Regions from separate parts of the Homo sapiens genome. Here region 2 is linked to region 1. The links are chromatin contacts, found by Hi-C or POLR2A ChIA-PET in ENCODE. All regions are on one chromosome and are shown on one strand. Each heading gives the region's core, a stretch centred on a gene start or an enhancer-like site at or near the end of the contact. The rest is flanking DNA. Distances are from core to core; before and after follow the strand shown. Region 1 has its middle 53 kb from the start of GADD45A. Region 2 overlaps GNG12-AS1 (GNG12, DIRAS3 and WLS antisense RNA 1).

Region 1 (2,857 bases), core at 198-2,697:
GACACAAACTGGGCAGAGTGATTGTCCCCTTATTTCTCCGAAAGCCAGGGGTTTGTAGAAGAGCATTCCTGGGTGTGTTTCCTGATGGGGAGAGCTAAGGGCAGAGAATCTAGGATAACACTTGGCCTTCATCCATTCCATGACACGTCACACCTTTGGCATCTATTTGGCTGTTGGTAGGAAGGGGGAAAGGTGAGATGAAGAAAGAGGAGATTTGCCACCTCTGACTTCCCCTCATGACTCCCAGGTCATATTAGCACTAACACTAGTTATATTTTAAAGTGTCTTATTTGTTTATGTCACAAATAATGATTGAGAGCACACTATGTATATGCCAGGCTCTGTACTAGACACTGGAGACACAATGCAAAGCAGCCATACTCCCTGCTCTTTGAGGTATTCACAATGTGGTACATGCAATAAGACAATCAGATGTGGAAAGTGTCCAGTGAGTTCTGTAGAATATGGCCCACTTAGATCTCTTATTTACAGTATTGTGGCTGGTATAATTTAATTATTTGAGTAATTATTTGTTAGTGTTGGTCTTCCATTTTTGACTAAAAATCCCATAAGGACAAGGATTCCATTACCACTGTAAGTCCTAGCATAATGCCTAGCCTATGAGGAAGAGCTCAATAAACATTTATGAAGAAGGAAAGGAGAGGAGAGGAGGGAAGAATGGAGGGAGGGAAGGAGAAGGTGGGATGAGATAGAAAGAAAAGAAAGAGAAATCAGTTGTAGTGGTTCACTCCTGTAATCCCAGTGACTTCGGAGGCTGAGGCAGGAAGATTGCTTGAGCCTCATTGCTTGAGGAGTTTGAGGTTGCAATGAGCCGTGATTGCATCACTGCACTCCAGTTTGAGTGACAGAGTGAGACCCTGTGGAGAAAGAAAGAAAGGCAGGAAGAAAGTAAGAAATAAGGGAAAGAAAGAATGAGAAAGAGGAAGAAAGAGAGAAAGAGAGAGAGAAAAGAAGAAAGAAAGAAAAGAAAGAAAGAGAAAGAAAGAAAGAAAGAAAGAAAGAAAAGAAAGAAAGAAAGAAAGAAAGAAAGAAAGAAAGAAAGAAAGAAAGAAAGAAAGAAAGAAAAGAAAGAAAGAAAGAAAGGAGGGGAGAGAAAGAAAGAAAATGAGAGATAGGAAAGGAGAGGGAAGAAGATGGAAGGGAAGGAGAGGAAAGGAGAAAGGTAGATTAGTGTCCTGGAAGAAGGGTGAAAGGACACTGTGAATAAACTCTGGGCGTGTAGAGGGAAGCTGGGTACTGAGAAGGCAAGGAAATGGATCTAAGTGAGAGGAGGTCAAGGCGGCAGGCACTAGGTGTATAGGAAGTGGATGTTTCATCTGGGAAAATTCCATGGCAGAATAAAGGCAGGTGGCTGTGCAGAGCCTGGGAACTTGTCATAAAGTGCACTCTCTGTCTGGCTGGGAGGGGTCCTGACTGCGGAGAGCCACACCTCTGGCTGCACCTGGGAATCCCTGACCTAGGGCTGATGCTGTGCCAGGTGGGGCAGAGAACTCTGGACTCTGGACTCAAACAGACCTGATTTGCCTCTAGCCTGTGCTGTTAATAACCTAAAGTTTCTCTGAAGAGCTGTTGAGGTGATGAGCTGTGCTGGAAGAACCTGGCCAATGCCTTCTGGTGGAGGCAGGCCTGGGCTCTCTTCATAAAGAAGCATTTTGTTTTAGCTAATTGATCCCTATGGACCATTGTTCTAGTTTACTATTTCTCGTCCTTAGCTATATTCACACTATAATTACACCTTTCTCACCGTTTCTTAGAAGCCTTCTATTTCAAATAGAACTGTGGTCTTACCTATAAAAACCACATTTCCCAAATACAGATTGTGATCGATAGTCACAAGGGCACTTACAGGGAAAACTCTGGAAAAATGAACAGCACTGCCAAAGGGTGTAATATGTGCACAGCCTCATGCTGAGTGCTTGCATTGCAATATTCCATCCAGTCTTTGTAGCAGCCCTGAGGGGCAGGTGCTATTGTTATCCCCAGTTGACAGGGAAGGAAATGAGGCCCAAGCAGGCTCCAGTCACCTCTCCGCAGTCTCTCAACCACATGTGGTGGAAACAGGACCCACAAGCAGGGCTGACTCTCTTGGTCAGGCCTAGACACTCCAGCCCCAAGCCAGGCCAAGGCGATGCAGGCCCCAGTGGCAATGAGCTGCGGTTTTAGAAGAAAAGTCGACAAACGATTTCTACCCTAATCGTTACATCTATTTTTAAAGCTTCTTTCTTTTATTTTGATAAGTGGTTGTCATTTTTCATAGACTATAAGTATGTAAAGTTTTATTTAATTAATTTCGAAAGTGAACTTTTAAAAAAGAAGTGTTCTGTAATGGTTTAGCGGACATATGGATACAGGGATAGTGAAGATGAATACAGGTGATGATCTGGGGAAACTCAGGCCGCCCTCAGGGCTGATTTTGATCTTTGCTATTGGACTCTGTGACACTGTCAGTCTGCCAACCCTCATGGGACATGCCACTGGGGTTTGTTGCATCTTACTGGGCTTTGCCTAATCGGTCTTGCCTGTGTGGGTCTGTCTGGTCTCTCGGGTCATGGCTGTGCCCCATCTTGACAGAATAAATATCAGGAACTAGGTAAAAGGTGATTTGGCAAATATCAGGAAATGAAATATCTTCAGCTGCAATTGGCACAGGACACACAAGGGCTTGCTGGGAAGCGACATGAAAGATGAGGGTCCCCTCTGTCCTCTGCACAAGACCTGGGGCAAGGGCAAGTCAGGAGAGGCATGTACACACAGAGAGAGGATCTCTGGAGGGAAAGGGCTGTTGTATTTACCAGGAGGCTGCAGCCTCAGAGATTTCCTGCTGTCACAGTGAAAG
Region 2 (2,867 bases), core at 158-2,657, 320 kb after region 1:
AATTGCAGTTGTTTAAGGTACCCAGTCTGTGGTACTTTATCATAGCAGCCCTGGCGAACTAATACACCATTGCAGCTCTGTCCCACAGGCTGGAATGCTTGGGATTTGCTCTGTATCTGCTCAAGACAGTCATTTTCTGATACACAGTGGGAGTTATTAGTTTCCTCAAGATGTGTTGCTTATAAGGGAATTCGTTTTGAGAGACATATCTAGGACTGCTGGGCTGCAGAGAGAGTGAGGGTACTTTAGCCATTCAGTCATGCATTTTCTCCTCCTCCCCAGCTACACTCAGAGGATATAAAAAAACCATCTGGCAGATGAGGGCCCTGGCGGTTACCATGGTGAGGCAGAGCAGAGCCGGGGAGACTGGGGTATGTATCGCTGTCCCTGACACTTGAGCCCAGTGAAATGTCAGCCTGGCTTGCGTTCATTTTGGATAATATTTTTATCTGACTTTTTTTCCCCCAGCTAAGTTATTTAAAAGACTTGTGTAGGTCCAGTTCTGATCACTGGATGTTTTCACCTACAGAAAAAGCTCTTTGAGAATAAGGACTAAATGCCTTCCTATTTTATTCCCTCTTTCTGGCGTCTTGTCTACCCCTCCCGCTATCCCCCACATTCCCTGCAGAATTAAACCAGTGTCTATTACTGAGTTGATATTCAAGAAGTATTTGATAGGTTGAGTTGAATTAATTAACCTTTGGAGAAACTCTTGTTTTCATGTTTGCTTCTGATTTTTAAAGCCACTGACAATTACCTTCACTGGGAGTGTCTAGTTAATTCAAGTGGCAAGTTCCAGTATGTGATATATAGCTGCCATCAGGGTTGAGACCTGTGAGCAAGGTGCAGGGGTGCCAGGAATTTAGTACAAGACAAAACCTGAGTGTCAGGGCTCTATACTCAGTTGGACTTGGGTTTGAATTCTGGGTCTGTTGTCAACTCCTTATGTGACATGGGGACAGAGACTTCATTTCCCTGGCCTCCTTCATTGTCTTCAAAATGGGGATCCTAATCATACCTGCTTCCTGGGGTGCCTGTGAGGCTTAATAGAGATAGTGTGACTAAAGCTTTGTATCTGGCATCAATGAGTGGTCCATAAACTATAGCCATTATTGTAATACTATTAAAAGTTTTTATTTCAGTTCTGCCCTTAATTCTGTGAATTTTGGTACTTGTTTCCCAATCTCTAACATTTCTGGAAATGTTCTGTCTCAGTAAGGTAATGTCTGGGGGCAGGTGTGGACAGCCACAGACCTCTACCTCCTCTCAGGCCATCCATAGGTTCTCTTCGATAATCATAGGGTGTCTGAGGCTTCTAGTGGCAGAAATGTCTGGGGAGGGCGATTGGCTGAGCATGGAGAGGTTTCCGAGGGTAGGAACCTGACAGCCAGGAGAGGACCAACTCAGACCAGCTTGGCCCAGACTCAGGAGGCTGCAGCCGCCAGCAGGGCTGTGTAGGGAGGGTGGCCTCATTGGCATGCAGTACCCAGGCTCTAGGAAGTATGAGCCCGTCAGGGGGTAGCGAACAGCAACGGGTGTTGTGGAAACAGCTGGCTTTGCCCCACTGTGATTCTAGTCCACTTTTTCTTTCCTTCCTTTTATTCTAAATCTTAAAGAGAACTACCATATGATCCAACAGTTTCACTACTGGGTAAATAACCAAAGGAAATGAAACTAGCATATTGAAGAGATATCTGCCTCCTCATGTCTCTTGCAGCACTATTCACAATAGCCAAGATATGAAATCAACTGAAATGTCCATCAACAGCAATCCTTATCCTGTTTTCTCCCCTTATGTTTATTTCCAAAAGAGCAAAGGCTTGACTGCAGCTTCGTGTAATTGCTTCTAAATCATAATGGATCTATTTTCCTTTTTGCCAAGATTGAACCATGGTAAATTTGTAATGATTTACTTACAAATAGAGCCACAGGATTGATTATAATTCAAGCTCTTTCATTCTTTAGCTATGTGGCCTTAAGCAAGTTACTAATTTTTGCATTGTCTGTGAGCCTTGATTTTTTCCTGCCAAACCTCATTCCTCCAGTCTTTTGCATCTCCAAAAAAGGTGCCACCATCAATCTATTTGCTCAAGTAAGAAGCCTAGGTACCATTTTGAATTCCTTTCTTCCTTACTCCAACTACCATCCAATTCACTAGCGATTCTTACTGATTCCACCACTGAAATACAGGATATCTCAAAACCATGTAGTTCTCCCGCCTCCACCATCACCTGGAAGAGGCCACCAGCATCTCTTGCCTTAACTTTAACACCCTCCTCACCAGTTGCTTGCTACTGTCTTTGTCCTTCCTCCACTTATAATATGTCTATCTCAATGCCAGCCAGAGTGATCTTGTTAGAATGTAAATTAGACTATGGACTGCCTCTGCTTACAATCCTTCAACCTTTCCACTGCATTCAGAAAAAAATCCAAACTCCTTGTCACGGTCTATGTATCTCTGCTGACCTTTGCAGCTTCTTTCTTGTCCATTCCCTTCTTTGCTTTCTACATTCCTGGCATGTGAGTTGTCTCACATTTTCCCAGATGTTTCTAGTTTCTATTGCCTCAGAGTCCTTACACACTCCAATTCCTCTGCCTGCATCAGTGGACCATCCACTTTTCACATTCAAGGGTCTTTCTTATACTTCAGGGCTCTGCTTAAAATTTACCTCCCAGAAAGACCTTTCTCCATTTCCCCCATGCAATCCAGAGTAGGGCCCCTTCTCCTCCCCCGGCTTTTCTCTATATTTGTGACCAGTTAGTTTCCCTTAGAGCACCTATCCCCATTTGTCATCGTTCTCTGTTGTTTTTTTGTTTGTGCTTTCCAGTGGAATATGACCCTAATGAACTACAGACCCTGCTGAGTG

The links. A loop is a pair of places that touch in the nucleus more often than their neighbours do. ChIA-PET counts read pairs that join two places held with the same protein, here RNA polymerase II (POLR2A).
Region 2: a loop to region 1 is called in a map with no recorded cell type, with 1.9 times the contacts of the local background. The contact joins two enhancer-like sites. A Hi-C loop is called at or near these places in 1 of 37 single-sample maps with no recorded cell type. POLR2A ChIA-PET finds 5 or more read pairs at or near these places in 1 of 52 experiments (BJ).

The regions. Positions count from the first base shown.
Region 1 is chr1:67,630,469-67,633,325 of GRCh38, forward strand. No RefSeq gene overlaps it. Among named protein-coding and RNA genes, the nearest start is that of GADD45A, 53 kb to the right of the region's middle. Within about 2 kb of position 1,448, at least 8 of the 41 ENCODE cell types and tissues checked have a DNase peak (open chromatin) inside an H3K27ac peak, as active enhancers do.
Region 2 is chr1:67,945,829-67,948,695 of GRCh38, forward strand. All of the region lies in intron 1 of GNG12-AS1 (GNG12, DIRAS3 and WLS antisense RNA 1), which reads left to right. Among named protein-coding and RNA genes, the nearest start is that of DIRAS3, 100 kb to the right of the region's middle. Within about 2 kb of position 1,408, at least 5 of the 41 ENCODE cell types and tissues checked have a DNase peak (open chromatin) inside an H3K27ac peak, as active enhancers do.